Regions from separate parts of the Homo sapiens genome. Here region 1 is linked to region 2. A link is a loop called in an ENCODE intact Hi-C map of the cell type or tissue named here. Cell type or tissue: endothelial cell of umbilical vein. All regions are shown on one strand. Links, peaks and the distances in the headings refer to the core of each region. The heading gives the core; the rest is flanking DNA. Region 1 holds the start of TMC7 (transmembrane channel like 7). Region 2 holds the start of LOC124903656 (a long non-coding RNA gene).

Region 1 (12,247 bases), core at 1,572-9,571, 100 kb before region 2:
CTGCAACCTCTGCCTCCTGGGTTCAAGTGATTCTCCTGCCTCAGCCTCTCGAGTAGCTGGGACTATAGGCATGTGCCATCACGCCTGGCTAATTTTTTGTATTTTTCGTAGAGATAGGGTTTCACCGTGTTAGCCAGGATGGTCTCCATCTCCTGACCTCATCATCTGCCCACCTCGGCCTCCCAAAGTGCTGGGATTACAGGTGAGCCACCGAGCCTGGCAACAATCCCACAATTCTAAGTCTTACATAGCCACGGCTATGGCATTAACATTTATTTAGAAGTTTACATTTTGCAAAGCATTTCTGTTGTAGACAATGTGTGGAATGACAGTAGGTGGGGGTGGGAGGAAGGGAAAAAGATGCGGGGTGTCCGGGGTCCCAGTTTGTATCAGGACAACCTGCATTAAGGCCAAAGATGATGGGGCCAGGAATTTACTTTTTTTTTTTGAGACGGAGTCTTGCTCTGTCACCCAGGCTGGAGTGCAGTAGCATGATCTCGGCTCACTGCAACCTCTGCCTCCTGGGTTCCAGTGATTCTCCTGCCTCAGCCTCCCTGGTAGCTGGGATTACAGGCATGAACCACCATGCCAGGCTAATTTTCGTATTTTTAGTAGAGACAGGGTTTCGCCATGTTGGCCAGGCTGGTCTCAAGCTCCTGACCTCAAGTGATCCACCCACCTCAGCCTCCCAAAGTGCTGGGATTACAGGCATGAGCCACTGCGCCCGGCCCATTAATATAATTTCTTAAAAAAAAATATGAGTGAGAGTGGCCCATGACAAAGCCCTCAGGAGGTCTTGAGAACATGTGCCTAGACCTCCTTTTCTGAGAGGTTTGCTCTGAGTGCTGATGCACAAGACTTGGACGAGGCAGGGAAGTGGTCAGGAGGCTGACCTTGCCTTGGCAGGGGTGGTGGTGCTGGGTAAGATGAGCCGCTGGAGGGAATTAGCAAAGAGGAGAGATTCCACTTTCCCTCTGAGCCATGGTCCTTTTCTCTATAACATGGAGTTGAAGGTTCCTACTGATGTCTTAGAGAGGATGAAGGTAAATGAAGGGGCACGTGGTAAGCGTTTGGCTCAGAGTAAGTTCTCAGTAAGTGACAGTTGTTGTTGTTTTTCCCCCTAATAGTAAAAGGGAGCCCTCACCAAGCTTATAGTCTACTGTGAGAAACAGATAGAACAATTGGCCGGGCGCGGTGGCTCACAACTGTAATCCTAGCACTTTGGGAGGCTGAGGCGGGTGGATCACAAGGTCAGGAGTTCGAGACAAGCCTGGCCAATATGGTGGAACCCCCATCTCTACTAAAAAACATAAAAATTAGCCGGGCATGGTGGTGTGTGCCTGTAGTCCCAGCTACTCAGGAGGCTGAGGCAGGAGAATCGCTGGAACCCGGGAGGGAGAGGTTGCAGTGAGTTGAGATTGGTGCCACTGCACTCCAGCCTGGGTGACACAGCAAGACTCCGTCTCAAAAAAAAAAAAAAAGAAAAAAGAAAGAAAAAAAGAAACAGAACAAATGGTAAAAATAAAGTGCTAGGATTGAGAAAGGCCATAGGGGGTGCTGTGGCGACATTTCTGTCTCTCCTTGAAATAAAGCCACACATGCCGGGTGCGGTGGCTCACGCCTGTAATCCCAGCACTTTGGGAGGCCAAGGCGGGCGGATCACCAGGTCAGGAGATGGAGACCAACCTGGCTAACACATTGAAACCCCATCTCTACTAAAAATACAAAAAATTAGCCGGGTGTGGTGGTACACGCCTGTAGTCCCAGCTACTTGGGAGGCTGATGCAAGAGAATCGCTTGAACCCAGGAGACAGGGGTTGCAGTGAGCTGAGATCGCACCACTGCACTCCAGCCTGGGCGACAGAGCAAGACTCCGTCTCAAAAAATAAAATAAAATAAAATAAAATAAAAAAGAAAGCAACACGTGAATTGATAATTCTGCCCGTCTTTCTGTCCTACTCACCATCCTTCTGTCTGAATTTCTTTGTATCCATCTATCTGCCTTCTTCCTCTTCTATTCCTTCTAACAGGAGATTTTAGTGACTGTTGCTTCCTGAAGAACTATCCTAACTATCCTATTTCTATTCCTGTAAAATTGTCTCCTGGGAGCAGGGAGTCTCCTTTGGGAGGCTGGCTCATTCTTCTGCTCCTAGAAAAATAACCGAGGTCTCTCTGGCTCAGGATGCAGAGCCAAGCCAGGGCCAGGTGCCAGGTGCCAGGTGCAGCCAGCAGGAAGTGCTGGATCTTCTCTCTAGGGTCACTGCACAGTCACCACTCACCTCCATCCCATTCCATCTTCCATATGCAGAAAAACTGGGTTCCTTTCCAGATCTGCAGGCTGGGACTGCGGGCTGGGAGGTGGCCTCCAGTAAGGAAGGGAAGAGGGAGGAATTGTCTCTCAGTAGAAATAGTCATCATTTCCTGACACTTCCCCTGTGCCACAGGTTTAAAGATCATTTTTTAACATTTGAGTATGTATCAGTAATATGTCTATGGAGTAAAAAAAGGGGTAATTAGTAAAAATTCCCCTGCCCTTGTCCTGAGATGTATGCTGCATTTAGAAACAGATACATATATATTCTTGCTTTTTTAACCCAAATGGTGGCTTACCTGATACACTTGTTCATCTTGTTTTTTTTGTTTGTTTTGTTTTTGAGATGGTGTCTCGCTGTTGTTGGAGGGCAGTGTCATGAGCATAGCTCACTGAACCTTGAACTCCTGGGCTCAAGCAATCCTCCTGCCTTAGCCTCCTAAGTAGCCAGGACTACAGATGTGTGCCACCACACCTGGATAATTTTTATTTTTGTAGAGATAGGGATCTCACTACGTTGCCCAGGCTGGTCTTAAACTCCTAGACTCAAGTGACCCTCCTGCCTCAGCCTCCCAAAATGCTGGGGTTATAAGCATGAGCTACCATGCCCAGCCTCCACCTTGCTTTTTCACTTAATAATATACCTTCTATAAATATAATTTTTGATACATCTCCATGTAGAGCTATGTAATTGCTGGACGGATGTGTCAAAATTTATTTAACCCCTCTCCGATCAATAGAAATTTAGGCTGCCCCTAGGCAGTTGTTGTTGCCACAGCCCTGGGACCTAAGCTCTAGTCTTATATCCCCATTTTACAGATGAGAAAACAGGCTCAGAAAGTTTGTGGCACATGGTCCAGCTCACATAGGAAATAATCAGAAACCAGGTTCCCATCCAGTGACCTTACCCTTAACCACAATAAAAACAGCTTTTATCAGCTGGGCACGGTGGCTCATGCCTGTCATCCCAGCACTTTGGGAGGCCAAGATGGGCGAATCACTTGAGGTCGGTGGTTTGAGACCAGCCTGGCCAACATGGCGAAACACCATCTCTACTAAAAATACAAAAATTAGCCGGTATGGTGGCAGGTGCCTGTAATCCCAGCTACTCGGGAGGCTGAGGCAGGAGAATTGCTTGAACCTGGGAGGCAGAGGTTGCAGTGAGCCAAGACTGTGCCACTGCCGCCAGCCTGGGCAACAGAGTGAGACTCTGTCTCAAAATAAATAAATAAATAAAAAATAGCTTTTATTTTGAGCCAGGAAATTACTTACCCACACACATAATTTTCTGTTTTGGAATAGTTTTGGATCTACAGAAAACCTTTGAGGATAAGATAGTGAGTTTTCACATGGCCCACGCCCAGTTTCCCCTACTATTAACATCCTACATCAATATGGTACATTTCTCACAATTAATGAACCAAGAGTGATACATGACTATTAACTGAAGTCCCTACTTTATTAAGATTTCCATAGTTTTTAATGTGTTTTAACTTGTGTTCCAGGAACTGAGTAGCTCAGATTATAGGCGTGCACCACCACATTCAGATAATTTTTAAAATTTTTTGGAGAGATGGGGTCTCACTGTGTTGCTCAGGCTAGTCTCCAACTCCTGGGCTCAAGCCATCCTCCTACCTCAGCCTTCTAAAGTGCTGGGATTATAGGCATGAGCCACTGCGTCCAGCCTTTTTTTTTTTTGAGACGGAGTCTCACTCTGTTGCTCAGGCTGGAGTGCAGTGGCACAATCTCGGCTCACTGCAAGCTCCGCTTCCTGGGTTCAAGCAATTCTCTGCCTCAGCCTCCTGAGTAGCTGGGGTTACAGGTGCCCACCACCATACACAGCTAATTTTTTGTATTTTTTTTAGTAGAGACAGGGTTTCACCATCTTGGCCAGGCTGGTCTCGAACTCCTGACCTTGCGATCCACCTGCCTTGGCCTCCCAAAGTGCTGGGATTACAGGCATGAGCCACCACACCCAGTCTCCAGCCTCCTTTTTTTTTTTTTTTAAATGACCTTGACAGTTTTGAGGAATACTAATCAGGTATTCTGTAGAATGCCCCTCAGTTGAATTTGTCTGATATTTTTCTTATGACCACAGAGGTAAAGTGCCCTTCTCATCCCATCGTAGGAAGGGTGCACACCATCCTCATGGCTTAATGTTGATGTTAACTTATTTACTTATTTACTTTTTTTTTTTGAGATGGAGTCTTACTCTGTTGCCCAGGCTGGAGTGCAGTAGTGCAATCTCGACTCACTGCAACCTCCGCCTCCTGGGTTCAAGAGATTCTCCTGCCTCAGCCTCCCTAGTAGCTGGGATTACAGGCGCCCGCCACCATGCCCAGCTAATTTTTTTGTATTTTTGGTAGAGACAGGGTTTCGCCATGTTGGCCAGGCTGGTCTCGAACTCCTGACCTCAAGTGATCCACCTGCCTCGGCCTCCCAAAGTGCTGGGATTACAGGTGTGAGCCACTGATCCCGGATGATGTTAACTTTGATCATCTGTCTGAGACAGTGTTTGTCAGGTATTATCTAATATAAAACCCACCCTCACCCTCTTCCACCACCACTTCCATACTGCACTCTTTTGGAAGGATGTCGCTATGGGCAACTCACACTTAAGGAGTAGGGAGCTAAGCTCCCCATCCTTAAAGTATCTACGTAAATGATTTCAAAATCTGCACAGGAGATTTCTCTCCATTTTCCCCATTTATTTATATTTAGCAATTACTTTTCTTTTTCTTTTTTTTTCTGAGATGGAGTCTCCTTCTGTCGCCCAGGCTGGAGTGCAGTGGCGTGATCTCGGCTCACTGCAACCTCTGCCTCCTGGGTTCCAGCGATTCTCCTGCCTCAGCCTCCCTGGTAGCTGGGACTACAGGCATGCACTACCATGCCAGGCTAATTTTGTATTTTTAGTAGAGACAGGGTTTCACCGTGTTGGCCAGGATAGTCTCGAACTCCTGACCTCAGGTGATCCTCCCGCCTCGGCCTCTCAAAGTGGTGAGATTACAGGTGTGAGCCACTGCGCCTGGCAATTTTATGTTTTTAACCTGCACACGAACAGAGGTAGAGATGAAACGAGGATATAGTGCAAAACGTAAAAGACAAACACTGCACGTGGTTTTCTCTTCACTCGGCCCTCTAGCTCCCCACCCAGAGCTACCACAGGTAGCCAGTTTTTTGCACCCTCTAGGGAGATAGCTTAGGCATTTACAAGCATGTACAAATATATTTTTTGGTTTCCTTTTTGTTCCCAAATGGTAACTTACTAGATGCACTGATTTGGAGTCTTGGGGTTTTTTGCGTGTGGACTTTTTATTTTTTAATTTTAAAGATGGGGGTCTCACTGTGTTGGCCAGGTTGGTCTCAAACTTGTGAGTTCGTGCGGTCCTCCAGCCTCGGACTCCCAAAATGCGAGGATTACAGACGTGAGCCACCACTCCCAACCAGTTATTTTTGTTATTTATTTCTTTATTAGATCAGGTTTGATTTTAGATGCAGGGGGTCCATGTGCATGTTTGTTACATGGGTGTACCGGGTCCTGGTGGAGACTGGGCTCCCAGTGCGCCCAATCTATTGTTATTTTTTAAGCTCAGTGAGACATCAGGGAGGTCGCTGCTTGTCGCCACCGCTGGATGGAGCCTTGCCGGATCTCCCGGGCTCTGCAGCCCCTCTGCGGTCCCTGATGCTCGGCTCCTCGCGGGGGCGCCCCACTCCGGCTTCTGTGATGTCAGCGCCGGAACCTGGAATCCCGGCTCCGCGAGGGAAGGCCGGGGAGGCGGCGGCGGCGGCGGCGGCTGGAGAGGGTCCTCGGCAGCCTCTGAGGAGCGCGGGGCGCGGCCATGAGCGAGTCCAGCGGCAGTGCGCTCCAGCCCGGCAGGCCCAGCCGGCAGCCGGCGGTCCATCCAGGTAGGGCGGCAGGGAGCGCGCGCGGGGACGGTGCCCCTGGGGTCCGAGGGCGCACGGAGGGAGCCGGGTGCTGGAGGCTCGGCCTGGCCGCTGTTCCCTCCCACCCCCGACGCCGGGTGCTCCCGGCTCTGGGGAACAGCAGGTGGGAAGGAGATCTTCCTTATTCCTGCTCCCTCCACAAACGCGTCCTCATCCAATCCAGTGGAACCCAGCCGGGCCAAAAGGACACGAGAACTGCAGTCTGGACCGTGGTGGGTTTGTCTTCCAGCTGTTGACCGAGACAGTCTTTCAATAGCCTCATCTGCTGTTAAATGAAAGGATTTGAGCACCCCCTCCACGCCTAACATTCTGGTATGAGGTGCCTGCCTCCCGGACATTTCAGCCTTCACATACAGTTAGACCAACTTGAAACCGAATTCTGCCTTGTCTGTTTATTGCTGTGGGACCTTTGGTAAGTGGCTTGCCTTCTCTGAGCCTCAGATCCTTCAGCAGTAAAATGGGAATAGAATGGGGCGGGGATTAGCTGAGAATCGTGTGATGTGTCTAGCACAGTGCCTGGCATTGTGGCTAGACAGTCACAATAAATGGTAGCCAGCCAAGTATTATAATCTTTTGTATCGGGTAGAATTACAGTAAAGTATACAGCTCCATGAATTTCTACAGAAATATGTACAACGGCTGCCCAGTCAGGATAAAAAAGTTGCCAGCACTCAGGCAGGGTTCCTTGTAGCATTTGGAGCTTACGAATCTTGTCCTGAACAAAACACAAGACCCTGCTGTAAAGTTTTATCTGCAATGTTTTCTCTTTTTCAGTTTTAGAATAGAGATTTACTGAAACCAAGGATGTAGGGCCGGGCGTGGTGGCTCACGCCTGTAATCCCAGCACTTTGGGAGGCTGAGGCGGGTGGATCACGAGGTCAGGAGTTCAAGACCAGCCTGGCCAAGATGGTGAAACCCCATCTCTACTGAAGATACAAAAATTAGCCAGGAGTGGTGGTGGGTGCTTGTAATCCCAGCTACTTGGGAGGCTGAGGCAGAGAATAGCTTGAACCCGGGAGGCGGAGGTTGCAGTGAGCCGAGATTGCGCCACTGCACTCCAGCCTGGGCGACAGACCAAGACTGTTTCAAAAAAAAAAAAAGAAACCAAGGATATAGAATAAAACATGAGTGTAGATTTGGTCATTGAGGCCTTCAAATTGGATTGTTCCCAATGTCCAGAAGAAAAAAAAAATTTAGAAGAGACCCAAATCAGAAAACAAAAGTTGGGGTGGATTCAATGCGAATTATTTTCTAGCTCAATATTAATACTGCTTATGTCAGCTGAATTTCAGCCTTTCAATAACAGCTAGTCAAGTATTTTTTTAGTTGGTTCCTATTAATAGTCATCTTATTTTAGTGGAATCCATTATATTGAAGATGTCAAGTTCCTCATTTCCCATACAAAGAATGTGAGATTCATCTTTCTTGCATCTTTGCTAAGTGTATGAGGGGACTTTTGGCATCTTTTCAGGAGGACTATAATTGGGCCCTCTAACTAAAAAGTCTTCTATGCCCCTTAGATAGATGAGTTTTTTTTTTTTTTTTTTGATCTTGTACCCACCAACATTGGTGGGAGGCTCAGAAGGGACTGTGTTTGTAACTTTGTAGCACTTTCTAAACAGTGACCTGTTGTATGGGCATTATAGGACAGTCCGTGGGGTGGGGCGGGGGATGGGGGAGGCGACAAATGAGGTCTGGTTTAAAGAATGAGAAGTGTGACCAGGCATGGTGACTCATGCCTGTAATCCAGCACTTTGGGATGCTGAGGCAGGAGGATCACTTGAGCCCAGGAGTTTGAGGTTACAGTAAGCTATGATTATGACACTGGGCTCCAGCCTGGGTGACAGAACTAGACCCTGTCTCTAAAAAAAAAAGAAGAGGTATGTATCCTTCTAAATGATAAAACAGATCACTCCCCTGCTTACATAAAACTTTCCGGTGGCTGGCCAGGCACAGTGGCTCACACCTGTAATCCCAGCACTTTGGGAGGCCGTGGTGGGCAGATCACGAGGTCAGGAAATCGAGACCATCCTGGCTAACGTGGTGAAATCCTGTCTCTACTAAAAACACAAAAAATTAGCCAGGTGTGGTGGCATGCACCTGTAGTCCCAGCTACTCGGGAGGCTGAGGCAGGAGAATCGCTTGAACCCGGGAGGTGGAGGTTGCAGTGAGCCGAGATTGTGCCACTGCACTCCAGCCTGGGTGACAGAGACTCTGTCTGAAAAAAAAAAAAAAAAAAAGATGGGTATGGCGGCATGTGCCTGTAATCCCAGCTACTGGGGAGCCTGAGGCAGGAGAATCGCTTGAACCTGGGAGGCAGAGGTTACAGTGAGCCGAGGTTGCACCACTGCAGTCTGCCTGGGTGACAGAGCTAGACTCTGTCTCAAAAACAGAAAAACAACTTTCCGGTGGCTTCTCACTGCTCTGAGAATAAACTCCAGGCTCTTCCATCGCAACCAACAGGATCTGGTGATTCGACCCCAGCCCCTCTTTCCAGGCCCTCATCACCTTGATCCTCCCTTAACCTATCCTGCTCTAGCTGCACTGGCTGCCTTCCTATTCCTCCAGCATACCAAGATTGTTTCTGCCTCAGGGTCTTTGCATCTGCTGTTCTCTTCGCCTGGACTCCTCTTGGTTCTTTTTTTTTTTCTTTGAGATGGAGTCTTACTCTGTCGCCCAGGCTGAAGTGCAGTGGCGCGATCTCGGCTCACTGCAAGCTCCGTCTCCCGGGTTCATGCCATTCTCCTGCCTCAGCCTCCCGAGTAGCTGGGACTACAGGCATCCGCCACCACGCCTGGCTAATTTTTTTGTATTTTTAGTAGAGACAGGGTTTCACCGTCTTAGCCAGGATGGTCTCGATCTCCTGACCTCGTGATCCGCCCGCCTGGGCCTCCCAAAGTGCTGGGATTACAGGTGTGAGCCACCGTACCCGGCCATAGAGCAGCCTCTTCCTTTTCCTGTTGGGTCTCTACTCAAATGTCATGTCAGAGAGGCAGACCTCTGGGGCGGTCTATCTGAGGCAATGCACCCATCTCACTTCCTCTGACCAGTTAGTTACCTTGCTTATTCTTTCAAAGCTCTTACCACCACCTGAAGTCATCTATCTGGTTTGGTTATTTTCTTGTTTAGTAGCAGTCTTTATTTTATTATTATTATTTTTTGATGGAGTCTCACTCTGTTGCCCAGGCTGGAGTGCAGTAGCGCGATCTCGGCTCACCACAACCTCTGCCTCCCAGGTTCAAGCGATTCTCCTGCCTTAGCCTCCTGAGTAGCTGGGACTACAGGCACGTGCCACCATGCCCAGCTGATTTTTGTACTTTTAGTAGAAACGGGCTTTCACTATGTTGGCTGGTCTCGAACTCCTGACATCAAGTGATCCGCCCACCTCGGCCTCCCAAAGTACTGGGATTACAGGCATGAGCCACCACGCCAGGCTGGTAGCAGTCTTTCCTAGAATGTGGATGCCTTGGAAAACAGGGGCTTTGCCTTGTTTCCCTAGAACCTAGAATGGCATCTGGCACACAGCAGATGCTACATCTATTGTGAATGAATAAATGAATGAATGAAAGAAGTGTCCTTGCAGCCACACTGGCAGCCGTAACATAGTGGTTATAAAGCTAGACTCTGGAGTCTCAAGTGCAAATGTCATTGGCCTCTCCTCCAGCCTCCTCAAGGGACACTCAATGAAAGAACCTGGAAGGGCCTTGATATGACTGTGGTTGGACTGACCTGACTGCCAGATGGTGGGACTTGGTCTGGAGCAGGGACTACTTGGAACGGTAGAGGCAAAACTCAACAGCCCCTGGAGCTGCGCTTGTGGTGGAGCTGGACACTGATTTTAGCTGGACCTTGTTTTTAGAGACAGGGTTTCCTTCTGCAGTCTCAAACTCCTAGCCTTGATTGATCCTCCTGCCTTGGCCTCCCAAAGTGCTGGGACTACAGGTGCATGCAGCCACACCTGGTTAATTTTCTTTTCTTCTCTCTTTCTTTTTTTTTTTTTTTTTTGATGGAGTCTTGTTCTGTTGCCCAGGCTGGAGTGCAATGGTGCGATCTCAGCTCACTGCAACCTCTGCCTCCTGGGTTCAATCCATTCTCCTGCCTCAGCCTCCCAAGTAGCTGGGACTACAGGTGTGTGCCACCAGGCCTGGCTAATTTTTGTATTTTTGGTAGAGATGATACTTCACCATGTTGGCCAGGCTGGTCTCGAACTCCTGACCTCAGGTGATCCACCCACCTTGGCCTCCCAAAGTGCTGGGACTACAGGCGCATGCAACCACGTCTGGCTAATTTTTTTGAGTTTTAGTAGAGACTGGGTCTGGTTATGTTGTCCAGGCTGGTCCCAAACTCCTGAGTTCAATCGATCTTCCTGCCTTGGTCTCCCAAAGTGCTGGGCCTACAGGCGTGAGCCACCATACCCAGCCCAATTTTTGTATATTTTGTAGAGACAGAGTCTTGCTATGTTGCCAGGCTGGTCTCAAACTCCTGGGCTCAAGGGATCTTCTTGCCTTGGCCTCCTGGAGCACTTGATTACGGGCATGACTGCATGTGCCGTTGTGCCTATACTTTCTGGAGATACGTTGTTAGGAATTTATGTAGTTGGCCGGGCACAGTGCCTCACACCTGTAATCCCAGCACTCTGGGATGCCGAGGCTGGTGGATCACCTGAGGTCAGGAGTTCAAGACCAGCCTGGTCAACATGGTGAAACCCCGTCTCTACTAACAATACAAAAATTAGCTGAGTGTGGTGGCACATGCCTGTAGTCCCAGCTACTTGGGAAGCTGAGGCAGGAGAATGGCTTGATCCCGGGAGCAGAGGTTGCTTGCAGTGAGCCAAGATCATACCATTGCACTCCAGCCTGGGCAACAGAGTGAGACTCTGTCTCAAAAAAAAAAAAAAAAGGAATTTACATAGTTGAACAACTATTCTTTGGACGTCTTTCAGTCCAGTAGACGGTGTTAAACTTGAAGACAAATAACCATTTGACCTGTGATATTTGTTTTTCCCTCTTATCTTCTAAGCCCATTCGTCCAGGTCATTCATCACCTTTAAAGGCATCCCCAGAGGGAGGCAGGTCTGGACAGAGCTGAAGATTGCACAGGCCATTTGCAGGCTGGATTCGTTCTCTGGTGACCCACCCGTCTGACTCGAGTTATTTTTTCCCCATGTCTGGACAAGACTGACCTCTGCCCAGCAACTCAGGCCTGGATTTAGTCCAAGGGCCCTCAGTGGCTTTTTTTTGTTTGTTTTTTTCAGGAAGTGAAGAATTTAGAGGGATAAAAGGCGGAAATAACTTTTCGGCCTCTGACCTTTGTAACAATCTGGTTTCCTTTTAAAGGAGCATTGTTTGGGCCTGGGGCCACCTAGACCTTCTGATGCTCTGTCCCCACCCTTGGAGGAGGAGGAAGGGAAGAAAATGGGCCCTGAGCGATCACCACATACCAGGCCCTGGGGGTCTAGTGGCGAAGGAGGCAGGTAGGGTCTCTGCTTTCATGGAGCTTCTAGTCAAGCGAGACGCACTAAACGGTAAAGGGACAAATAGGATTACTGGAGGTAGCCCTAACTACTGGGACAGAAACAAGATGGTAAGATAGAGAAGGAAGAGTGGCCTGCTCAGGTGGGGTGGTCCAGAGGCCTCTCGGGGGGAGGCGACTCCTTTTTTTTATTTTTTTTGAGATGATATCTAGCTCTGTCGCCCAGCCTGAAGTGCAGTCGTGTGTTTCATGCGCGTCCATGTGAAGAGACCACCAAACAGGCTTTGTGTGAGCAACATGGCTGTTTATTTCACCTGGGTGCAGGCGGGCTGAGTCCGAAAAGAGAGTCAGCAAAGGGTGGTGGATTATCATTAGTTCTTATAGGTTTTGGGATAGGCGGTGAAGTTAAGAGCAATGTTTTGCAGGCAGGGGTGGATCTCACAAAGTACATTCTCAAGGGTGGGGAGAATTGCAAAGAACCTTCTTAAGGGTTGGGGAGATTACAAAGTACCTTCTTAA
Region 2 (12,247 bases), core at 2,564-10,563:
CATGTTTAATTACATGGGATTGCCAAAATAAGAATAATGTTTAATCTTATTCAGGTTACATTTTAGTGAATAACATTAATATATATATTAATATATGTTCCAAAATTGTATAAGATTTCTAAAATTCTAATATCTGAGTATATGATATCAATTATAATTAGGGTTATTATGTTAAGTTATTGTAAACCACAGAAATAACGAAATTTCTTTGTCAATTGTGTTTTTGACTGTGACTGTCTAAAGACATCTTGTGATTCACAGACAATCGTAGTCTTGTTTTGATCCTCTTCAAAAGGTGGTTTATAATCAGCTGTAGAACTTAGGTGCTCTTAAATGCATATTTCCAATATCTTTAGATTGTGATATTAGAATAAAGGAAAAACATTCAGGACTCATGAAGAGCTGAAATATTCATGAATATCAAGCAGAGCAAGAGTTAACTGAATGGGCTGAACTAATAGAAGACATGTAATCTGTTTAACTTTTTGCTTAAAACTTTGCTGATGTTTTGTTTTTCAGAGTCAAGAAAACTTTTATTTTGAGCTATTTACAGCTTTTAACAATTGAGTAAGGTATACTCCTGTGAACAAAATTTGGAGTGTATTTGTTCCTCTGCTGGTTTCTCTAGAATTCAGAAACTATTTGTGAGTATTCTTATGGCAATGTAGTTATTTGCATAAGTGCAACAAGAATCCATTTTCTTTTGCAACAGGACACAATTGGAGAAACTGGTGGTTTTACCAGTTTCTGATAGAAGGGTGTGCTTCCCTTTAAGGAATCAAGCTTGACTTGCAGAGCCAAAAAAAAGGAGAAACTGGCCTCATACCTTGTCTACACAGTCCTTGTACAGGGCTCCTAACCTGTGATGAGTAAAGAATGTCACTTTCTAACAGGTCCAGGAGCCCCAAGTTATCTTGGGACCTCAAGAAGAGAGGAATTTACCCAACTCATAGGTATTGGAGGGTACAAACCCATTGCTGGGCTTGACTTTAAAAAGTCTTTTCTGATATTCCTTATGGAACAGAATTCCATCAGAGCCAATTTTAAAAGCATATGTGAAAAATAATTATTCTTGCTGTACTTTATGCAAATAATCAGGCCAAGTATAAGACTAAAGTTTATTTTGCAAACAATCCTATTATGATTTGTTTTTAACAAAAATGAAGACTGGAGAGTTTCAAAACTTATCACACTTGTCATTAAATTCTAGTTTTATTAGTTGTTTTTAAGTTTTTGTCTGTATTTTAGACTAACCCTACTTATTCTGTGAACCAACCAGTGATCTCTGGCTGAAGCTCAGAAGAAACAAGGGATGGTTAATATAGAAATCTGGATCTGGATCAATATTCTAGAGGAGGCGGAGGTTGCCGTGAGTTGAGATCATGCCATTTTACTCCAGCCTGGGCAACAAGAGTGAAACTCCATCCCAAAAAAAAAGAAAAAAAGAAAACATGTTCAAACCAATCCTTGTACATGAATGCTCATAATAACTAAAAGTGGAAACAACTCATGTCCATCAACTGATGAACAAAATGGCAATATACCCAAACAAGGCAATCTTACTCAGCTATAAAAAGGAATAAAGTAGTGATACATGATACAACATGGATGAACCTTAAAAATATTATGCTTGGGTCCAGAGTTTCAGTATGGGAAGATGAAAATAGTTCTGGAAATGTATGACGTTGATTATTGAACAACAATGTGAATGTACTTAATGTCAATGGAATGTATTCTTAAAAATGGTTAAAATGGGGCCAGGCACAGTGGCTCATGCCTGTCATCTCAGCACTTTGGGAGGCCAAGGTGGAAGGATCGCTTGAGTCCAGGAGTTTGAGGTTGCAGTGAGCTATGAGAGCACCAGAACAGTCTAGCCTGGGTGACTTTGAGAAGAAAAAAAAAAAAGTTTAGGCCAGTTGCAGTGGCTCACGCCTGTAATCCCAGCACTTTGGGAGGCTGAGGCAGGTGCATCACGAGGTCAGGAGTTCAAGACCAGCCTGGCCAAGATGGTGAAACCCCGTCTCTACTAAAACTACAAAAATTAGCCGGGCGTAGTCCCAGCTACTCACGAGCTGAGGCAGGAGAATCGCTTGAACCCAGGTGGCAGAGATTTCAGTGAGCTGAGATCACACCACTGCATTCCAGCCTGGGCAACAGAGTGAGACTCTGTCTAAAAAAAAAAAAATAGTTAAAATGGCAAATTTTATGTATATTTTACCACAATTTTAAAACATGCTAAGTGAAAGAAGCCAGACACAAAAGGTCACGTATTGTATTATTCCACCTACATGAAATGTCCAGAATAGGCAAATCCATAGAAACAGAAGGTAGATTAGTGGTCGTCTAGGGCTGGAGGGGCGGGGATGGGGAGAAATAGGGAGTAACTGCTAATGGATACAGAGTGTTTTTTTGGGTGATAAAAATGTTCTAGAATCGGTGATAGTTGCACAACCTATACTTAAATTTACTGGATCATACATGTTAAAATTGTGAATTGTATGGCATGTAAATTGTCTTAGTCTGTTTTGTGTTGCTATAACAAAATACCCAAGACTGGGTAATTTATAAAGAAAAGAGATTTATTTATCTCACAATTCTGGTGGCTGGAAGGTCCAGGATTGGGCAGCTGTGTCTGGTGAAGGCCTCACACTGCTTCCACCAATGGTGGAAAGAGGAAGGGTAGTGGGCATGTCAAAGAGATTGAGACAGGATGCAAAAGAGTCAAACTGAGGAAGCCAGACACCTTTTAACAATGCACTCTCTTGGGAATTAACCCATTCCCAAGAAAGCGAGAACTCGCTCTTCCAGCAGGAGGACGTTCATCTATTCGTGAGGGATCCGCCTCGATCATCCAAACACCTCCCAACACTGCCACATTGGTGATCAAATTTCAACATGAGTTTTGGTTGGGACAAACCACATTGAAACTGTAGCACAGAGCAAAGCAATAGGAAAAATACAGGTGATTTAGTTTAGTTTTTTGTTTGTTTGTTTCTTTGTTTTAGGGTAGTTTTATGCAAATTTTAATTCTGGCTGTTAAATGAGAAAGCGATTTTGTACATTTACTACCCTTCAAGCCAGCAGAGCATGAAGAAACTTTCATCTTCTGAGACTCGGGTGCTATTTCTTGCCCTCCCATATCAAAGCTAATTTTATAAGTACTGCAGCCAGGAGTCTTAGTCCCATAAAGCACTTTGTACAATTCTTATTAAAAACCCAGGCTGTTTGTTTAGCCTCCCCTTCAGAATTGATGGCTGATGTTTTATGCTTCTGAGAGCTTCCAGAACAAGGCCAGAGAGATTTTTTGAATCTCCCTTTGATTGTTTTTAATTCCATTACAGCTTGTCCTTGTGTATTAACAAGGTAATCTTGTCTTTCTCTTACTTTCCTGATCTGACCTTTTAGGGAAAATGTGATTTTAAAATTGGACACTATCCAAAGATGATGGCAGGATGAGAAAGGATATTATTCTTGCAAGCACTGTAGTTCCAAGGAGGCGATCTGAACTATAGTTCTTTGCAAGTCTTTGATTCTCTCATTATTCAAAGTGTGGTTCATGGACCAAAGGCAGTGGTATCACATGGGAGCATGTTAGAAATGCAGAATTTGGGAATCTCTCCAGACCTACTCAAACAATTTGCATTTTAGAAAGATGTGGTGGTTTTAAAGTATGTCCACAAATTCCTTGATACACCTATGTTCGGTGGAGCTTGCTTCCCCTTGCCTTCCATGTGGGCTGTATTCAGTGACTTGTTTCTAACAAACAGAACACGGTGGAAATGAAGTGTGACATCCAAAGTTAGGTCATAAAAGACACTGTAAAGATTGGCCGTGTGTGGCTTACACCTGTAATCACAGCACTTCAGGAGGCCAAGGCAGGAGGTTTGCTTGAGGCCAGGAGTTCAAGACCAGCATGGGCAATATAGCAAAACCCTGTCTCTACAAAAAATAAAAATAAAAAATTAGCTGGGCATGGTGGCAGGTATATGCAGTCTTAGCTACTTGGGAGGCTGAGGTTGGAAGATCACTTGAGCCCGGGAGTTAGAGGCTGCACTAAGCTATGATCATATCACTGCACTCTAGCCGGGATGACAGAGCCAGATTCTGTTTAAAAAAAAAAAAGACACTGCAGCTTCCATCTTTCCCCCTGGGATTACTTACTCTTGGGGAAGCTAGCTGTCATGTCATGAGGATACTCAAGCACTTAATCTGTGGAGACGCTCACATGGCCAAGAACTGAGGCCTCCTGCCAATAGCCATGGGAGTACACCATCTTGCAAGTGAATCCTTTGGCTCCAATTCAGCCTTCAGATGACTGCAGCCCCCAACATGTTGACTCCAACCTCATGAGCGGCCCCAAGCCAGAATCAACCAGCTAAGTCACTCCTGAATCACTCAGGAGTGATTAGACCCTCAGCAACTATTTTAGATGATAAATGTTGTTTCCAGCTGCTGAGTGTTGGGGTCATTTGTTATGCAGCAATAGGTAACCAATACACCAGCTCCAGGTGATGTGGAAGCACGTTAAAAGTGTGAGGCGCACTGAGCCAGACCATAAACTCCTGCAAGGCAGACACCAATTTGGTCGTTTCCATGTCTTCAAGGCTTAGCGGAGTACCTGACATGCAATACATTTTTGTTGGACTAAAGACAAGGTTAAATTGCCCTGTTTTTAAAACATTAAAACTTTTTTTTGTAATAAAAATGCATGTATGCACATAGGAAAATATCCCAACAGTGCTAAAGGGTATTTACAGTGACAAGTAAATCTCCCTGTAGACTGTTGATTAACAGTAAATTGGTAAATCTGTTACCAATTTCCTTCGAGATAAGCTAGTAGCAACCTACCACTAAGTGCATTTTTCTCTTTTTTTCCACCTCCAAAAGTAATACTTGCCTCAAAATCAAATATAAACTGCATATAAGTAGAAAAAGGAAAGAGAAAAATAAAAAAAGGCTCTTCTTCCAAATGTTCCCTAGAAGCAACTACTATTAATAATTCAGTGTGTATCTTTCTGGATGGTTTTTAGAAATCTTTTATCCACATACATGTTTGAGTTTGTATTGTTCCCCAAATGGAATAATATTATGCATTGGATCTGCAATCTGTGCATTTCACTCGGTGACCTACACTGGCCATCTTCCCAAGTCAGTTCATAGAGCTCCATCTCGTTCCTTTAATTGGCTGCCATACTCTTCTATGAACCACTGCTGACCTGACCCAGCTCCTACCACAGCCCAGGCCTGTGGTTGAACCTCCTTGGCCTGGTTCCAGAGGCTGTAAACTTAACTACTAAGCCATTCTTCCTCCGCTTATCTTATCTTTTTGCCTCTTGGTGGACATCTGGGTTGCCTTTTTTTTTTTTTTTTTTTTTTCCTGAGACAGGGTCTCCTATTGTCCAGGCTGGAGGGCAGTGGGGTGATCATAGCTCACTGCAGCCTCAAATTCCCAGGCTCAAGCGATCTTCCTGCCTCAGCTTCCCAAGTAGTTGGGATTATGGGCGTGAGCCACACCACGCCCGGCCTGGGTTACTTCTAACACAGGCTTTTGGGGGCCCCCTAACGCTTAGGAGGACCATCTTTCAGAAGGAGGGACCCCTGGGAAGGAAGGACGAGCTCAAGGTTTTAACCCTTGGGAAGATCCCATACCTCTGATAATTTAATAAAAACACCAGACCCTCATTAAGGTCCTCCTTAAGATCCCTTGATCCAGGTGATTTGAGGCCAAGAAAACACAACCTTTCCCAACTCAGGGAAACCAAAGACACCTTTCAAAGTGGAGCTTCAGCCTCAACACCGCTCATGTCTGGCTTCTGCGGGTTCCCGAGAAACATCCCGGAGCGCAAAGCACTTTCCCACCTCATGTGTTCAGAGCTTGAAAAGGCGCTTCTCGCCCCCAGGACGTGCGTCCTCCCACTTCTGCCTCTGAAACGGCAACCCTGAGGGGCTGAGCCCGAGCACTGCAGGTTCTTTCATCCTGGATCGCGTAGAGATCGGCTCCCGGGCGCGCCAAGGGCAAAGAAGGTCTCGGGCCCTCGGCGCCCGCCTGTGTCCGGCAGAGGGCGCCCGCGCCCCACGCTGCGAACCCTGCGAGGCTCTGTTGCAAGGCCGGCGGGACAACGCCCGGCAGGAGGGCCGGGTCATTGCTGCGCGTTATATATGGTACATATGATACCCTGGCCACAATCCTCCAGTCCCGCGATCTCGACTTTGTTGAACGGGAACTGATGTCACGTGTGTGCACGGCCAGAGGCGGAGGGCTCGGCTGGCTGCTCCAGTCTGCGCCGTCCATGCGTCTCGGGTGTCCTATCCCGGAGGATACATTTTTCTTTTTCAGAAAAGGGAAACAGGAAAACGGGGACGATTAGACTCTATCTAGGGGAGCCATGTGGAAAAACCAGCTTCAGGCATCAGACAACATCCAAGGGGCTGCACTGTTTTTTTGTTTTTTTTTTCTGTAAGAGACAGGGTCTTGCTATGTCGCCCAGGCTAACCATAGCTCACTGCAGCCTCTAACTCCTAGGTTCAAGCGATTCTCCTTCCTCAGCCACCTAAAGTGCTGGGGTTACAGGTGTGAACCACCATGCCCATCTAATTTTTTTTTTTTTTTTTTTTTTTTTTTTGAGACGAAGTCTCGCTCTTGTCCCCTAGTCTGGAGTGCAATGGCACGATCTCGGCTCACTGCAACCTCCGCCACCCAGGTTCAAGCGATTCTCCTGCCTCAGCCTCCCGAGTACCTGGGATTACAGGTGCGTACCACCACACCCAGCTGATTTTTTAAATTTTATTTTAAGTAGAGACGGGGTTTCACCATGTTGGCCAGTCTGGTCTCGAACTCCTGACCTCAGGTGATCCACCGTCTCGGCCTCCCAAAGTGCTGGGATTACAGGCGTGAGCCACCACGCCCGGCGCCCATCTCATTTTTATTTTTATTTTTAATGACGAGGTCTCACTATTTTGTCCAGGCTGGTCTCGAACTCCTGGCCTTAAGCGATCCTGCCTCAGCCTCCCAAAGTGTTTCTTTCTTTCTTTCTTTTGAGAATTTCTCTTTATGATACTTTCTTCCCTGCACTTAAAAAAAATCCAATTATATTTCCAAAATTAGAATTTCCCAATGTTTAACCCTGGATTTTTAACTGGGCATGCCAGTCAGAATAAACCCGAGATTAAAAAAAAAAAAAAAATCTATGAATGCTCCTGCTCTATCCAGTCCTACTGAAGCAGCAGCTATGGGGCTGGGCCTAAGGGATGACCGTATTATAAAAACTCCCACAGGACCTCTGATGTGTAGCCCTGGTTAAGAAGCAATGGTTTAAGCCGGGTGCGGTTTCCAGCACTTTGAGAGGCCGAGGCAGGCAGATCACTAGAACTCAGAAGTTTGAGACCAGGCTGTGCAACACAGGGAGACCCTGTCTCAATAAATTTGGCCGGGCGCGGTGACTCACGCCTGTAATCCCAGCACTTTGGGAGGCCAAGGCGAGTGGATCACTTGAAGTCAGGAGTTCAAGACCAGCCTCACCAACTTGGAGAAACCCTGTCTCTACTAAAAATACAAAAATTAGCCAGGTGCGGTGGCAGGTGCCTGTAATTTCAGCTACTCAGGAGGCTGAGGCAGGAGAATCGCTTGAACCCTGGAGGTGGAGGTTGTAGTGAGCTAAGATGGTTCCACTGAACTCCAGTCTGGGTGACAGAGCGAGACTCCGTATCAATAATAATAATAATCATAATATTAATAATAATTTTTTAAAAAGAAGAAGCAATAGTTTAATTCCACAAAAGCATTCATCCTAAATCTGCTTCTGCTTGGATGTACTTTCCCCGCTTTACATCCTACTTGCCTGGGCTGATTCAGGATGTCCATTCTGTCCCGCTTTTCCTGCACTGTTTTCTGCTAGGATATGACCTATTGTTCCAATTTTCTGTAACTTATTCAGTGCTGTGACAGCTGGAAACATGTTTCAGACCAAGCTGTCTTTGCCAGGTGGAAACAATGGCAAACACCCATGCTTCCCATTCTGCTGGGGCGGCAGCCTCTCTATGGTATTTTCCATGCCTAATTTCTAAATGGCTTTATTGCAACAATTAAAAAAAAAAAAACCTGCACGGGAATGACACCTGTTGCACTTACTTATTGATGCTCTGTGTATGTGTGTATGTTTAAATAAGACCACATGGGCACTTAAAGAATAATTATTGGAGTTATTCATTTGACCGCTTTAAGGGCACACATTATTCTAAGTGCTGAGGAATAAAAGAATTTTAGAACATGAAATTCATATTTTCCCCTTATATCATTTAAAAGCAACACAAAACATTTCACTTTTGCTTCTTTGGAGGACAGCGGCACCATCATAGCTCACTGCAAACTTGGCCTTCCAGGTTCAAGCGATTCTCCTGCCACAGCCTCCCAAGTAGCTGGTATTACAGGCGTGCACCACCATGCCTGGCTAATCTTTGTATTTTAGTAGAGATGAGGTTTCGCCATGTTGCCCAGGCTGGTCTTGAACTCCTGGCCCAAAGTGATCTGCTCGCCTCAGCCTCCCAAAGTGCTGGGATTACAGACGTGAGCCACCTTTGCTTCTAATAGGAAGTTATTAGCTCTGCTAAATCAGGGATCCAGAGGGCTCTTTCTTCAGGTATTGCTTGATCCAGGAACTGAAACCAAACATTCGACTTTTCTTTCTCTTTCTCTCATTTCACTGCTTTCCACAGTGTTGATATTAGGCTCACAGTGACCCTCTCCCCACCCCCCCGGCCCCGTGGTCCTCCTCACCTATGGCAGCAAAATGGCCATAGCACTTCTATATAGGACATCCTAACACTCCTCCATCCACAAGAAAGATGACAGTCTCTTCCTCTTGCTTCTGCAGAACACAGGGAAGCTGCTAGAATCCACAACACACACCCCTTCCCCATCTCTAGCCTTACTTTTCCCCAATCAGGTTACATTCCTGACCCTCCACCAATCACTGTGGACTGGGGAGGCCTGTGGAGCTCTCATTGGCCAGGCCTGGCCACATGGCTACTCCTGCAGCAGGTGGAGTGGGAAAAACTCCACCCAAGCCCGGTGGGCTGAGAGTTGGGTAGGGGTGGTTCCCACAGAGGAAGCCAGAGTCGTGTCCCAGAAGAGAGAACAGATGTTGGGCAGATCAAAAGGCCTAATGTCCCCTGAGCCCAGGAGGTCAAGATGTAGTCAGGACTTGAGAGTGGATAACAATTAGGCAGTGGGGTCAGGATGGCCTGGAGACAGGAAGACGGAACCCAGTGGGGGACATTTAGGTAGTGCTGGTCTTGAGGGTGGGTGAAGACCTGGGTGAGAGCTCTATGGGGACCCAGAGGCAGTGTAGTGTAATGGGCTACACCACCAGTGGCGGGGATGGGAGAGGTATCCTTGCTTACCACTTACCAAGTGTTACCCAACTTCTAATGTTCTTACTTGTAAAATGAGAACACCTGGGTTGTCATGGCTGAACCTTGAAAACAATATGCTAAGTGAAGGAAGCCAGTCACAAAACACCACCTATTGCATGATTCCATTTACCTAGAATGCCCGGCATAGGCAAATCTGTAGAGACAGAAAGTAGGCTGGGCATGGCGGCTCACGCCTGTAATCTTAGCATTTGGGAGGCCGAGATGACAGATCAACTGAGGTCAGGAGTTCAAGACCAGCCTGGCCAACATGGAGAAGCCTCATCTCTACTAAAAATATAAAAATGAGCCAGGTGTGGTGGCGTATACCTGTAATCCCAGCTACTTGGGAGGCTGAGGCATGAGAATCGCTTGAACCCAGGAGGCGGAGGTTGCAGTGAGCTGAGATCGCGACACTGCACTCCAGCCTGGGTGGCAGAGTGAGACTCTGTCTCAAAAAAAAAAAAAAAAAAAAAAAGAAAAGAAAGTAGATCAGTGAGTGCCTAGGGCTAGGGGGAACTGGGGCATCAGAGGCTAATGGCAAAGGGTGCAGGATTTACCTTTGCAGCAATGAAAATGCTCTAAAATAGACTGTGATGATGGTTGCATGACTCTGAATGTATACCTTAAATTGGTGAATTGTATGGTATGTAATTATATCTCATTAAACTTTATTTGAAGGTTAATGTATTAAGTGCTTTGGACAGTGAGTGCCTAGTCCACCCCCCCTGCATGCCTTCTCAATCCACAGGTCATAGCATCCTCTTACAGATGCAGGTCCTTGGAAGCATCACCAGCCTTCAATCATAAGTTCCCTTCATCCTGTGCTGACCTTTCTGACCAGTCCCCTCATTCAGTTCCCTTCAATAAGCCTCTTTTCCATGTGCCTCTCTTTCCTGCCAGGATAGAAATCAACTCTCCAGAAAAGAACAGATGTTGGTGACTAATTGGAAAGGACCTGGGATGGTTAATTTTGTGTGTCCACTTGACTGGGCCACAGGGTGCCCAGACATTTGCTCAAACATTATTCCGGGTGTGTCTGTGAGGGTGTTTCTGGGTCCGATGAACATTATAGTCAATAGATTGAGTAAGGCCGACTGCCCTTCCTAATGTGGATGAGCCCTGTCCAATCAGTTGAAGGTTTGAATGGAACAAAAAGGCTGAGTAAGAGGGAGCGCCTCCTGTCTGACAGCCTGCAAGCCGGGACATCGTTTTCTTTCTGGCCTTCAGACTTGAATTGAAACATTGGTCTTTCTTGGGTCTCAAGTCAGTGACTTTTGCTGTTGTTGCTGATGGTTTTCTTGAGATAGGGTATCACTCTGTCACCCAGGCTAGAGTTCAGTGATCTTGGTGTGATCTTATGTCACTGCAACCTCTGCCTCCCAGGCTCAAGCAATTCTCCTACCTCAGCCCTCTGAGTAGCTGGGACTACAGGTACGCGCCACCATGCCTAGCTAATTTGTGTGTGTGTGTATATATATATATATATATATATATATATATTTTTTTTTTTTTTTTTTTTTTTTTTTTTTGTCGTGATGGGGTTTCACTATGTTGCCCAGGTTAGTCTTGAACTCCTGGACTGATACAGTTTGGCTGTGGTCCCACCAAAATCTTATCTTGAATTGTAGTTCCCCCAGGGGGAGATAATTGAATCATGGCGGTGGTTTTCCCCATCCTGTTCTTGTGATAGTGAGTGAGTTCTCATGAAATCTGATGTTTTTATAAGGGGCTTCCCCCTTTGCTGGGCACTCATTCTTCTCTCCCCTGCTGCTATGTGAAGAAGGACGTGTTTGCTTCCCCATCCACCATGATTGTAAATTTCTTGAGGCCTCCCCAGCCATGCAAAACTGTGAGTCAATTAAACCTCTTTTCTTTATAAATTACCCAGTCTCCAATATGTATTAGCAGCATGAGAACGGACTAATACAGGGACTTAAGCAATCCACCCCTGCCTTGGCCTCCCAAAGTGCTGGGATTACAGGCGTGAGCCACTGTGCCTGGCTCAAGTCAGTGACGTTTGGACTGGAACGACACTATCAGCTCTCTTGGGTCTCCAGCTAGCCAACTGCAGATCTTGAGACTTCTCAGCTTTCATAATTGCTCTGAGCAAATTCTTTATAATAAATCTCTCTCTCTCTCTCTCTCTCTCTCTCTGTGTGTGTGTGTGTGTGTGTGCGCGCGCGCATTGGTTCTGTGATTCTGTTTCTCCAGAGAACCCCAACAATTACAAGACCTCAAGATGAGTCAGTGATGAGTTTAAGGCTGAATGACTAGGAAAACGATCAAAATATAGGACAAAAATAAGGAAGTCAAGGGAAGTGATTCATTTCAGGGGAAGTTTTTTTGTTTATTTTTTCATTCACAAACATTTATTTGGCATGTGCCCTGTGCCAGATAGAATTCCAGCCACTGGGGATTGAAAGTTCCACACAGTTGCCTAAACTAGAGGCCAACATGTATTCTTTCTTCAGCCTCACCCTCAACATCTAATTAATCTTAAAACCTGAAATTTCACCTGCTTGCATTGCTTTCAAATCTATTTCCTTGACAGGTAGAGAGGTTTGGAAGGATGATCCTCAACTCGTTGGAGTCATTGTGTCTCCCTTTCAGATCCACAGCAGTTAGTAATGATTTCACTTATAGGTCAGAAGGACCATGGACCTATTTGAGGCATTTGGAGATTTATCATATGTGAAATTAGGAAATTGAAAGTTATTGGGATTGATCAAAGCACATGAACATAAAATATACTTCACATCTCCATACTTCTTAAGGTGATGAAGAAGGGTGTGGCTGATGATATTGTTTGTTGAGGGATCTGATAGTGTCCAAAGAA

The links. Hi-C counts contacts between places; a loop is a spot of excess contacts. Peaks named below come from ENCODE experiments on the same cell type or tissue, not always from the same donor. Only the 100,000 strongest peaks of a DNase experiment are listed, where the experiment ranks them.
Region 1: a loop joins it to region 2, with 5 times the contacts of the local background. A loop is called at or near these places in 50 of 110 quality-filtered maps.

Annotation. Positions count from the first base shown.
Region 1 is chr16:18,977,914-18,990,160 of GRCh38, forward strand. It overlaps TMC7 (transmembrane channel like 7), which reads left to right and starts at 6,021. Exons shown (of 16, transcript NM_024847.4): 1 at 6,021-6,217. The coding sequence starts at 6,151. RefSeq lists a silencer at 5,932-5,991 and an enhancer at 11,074-11,368. In endothelial cell of umbilical vein, for the core only: a CTCF peak has its summit at 5,956; a DNase peak (open chromatin) is centred at 6,018; H3K4me3 peaks cover 1,091 bases; H3K27ac peaks cover 507 bases; H3K27me3 peaks cover 239 bases.
Region 2 is chr16:19,080,594-19,092,840 of GRCh38, forward strand. LOC124903656 (a long non-coding RNA gene) reads left to right here and starts at 11,343. Exons shown (of 2, transcript XR_007065010.1): 1 at 11,343-12,247. It also overlaps a transcript of COQ7 not described here. In endothelial cell of umbilical vein, for the core only: a CTCF peak has its summit at 6,053 (motif pointing right); DNase peaks (open chromatin) are centred at 5,238, 6,168 and 7,978; H3K4me3 peaks cover 596 bases; H3K27ac peaks cover 425 bases.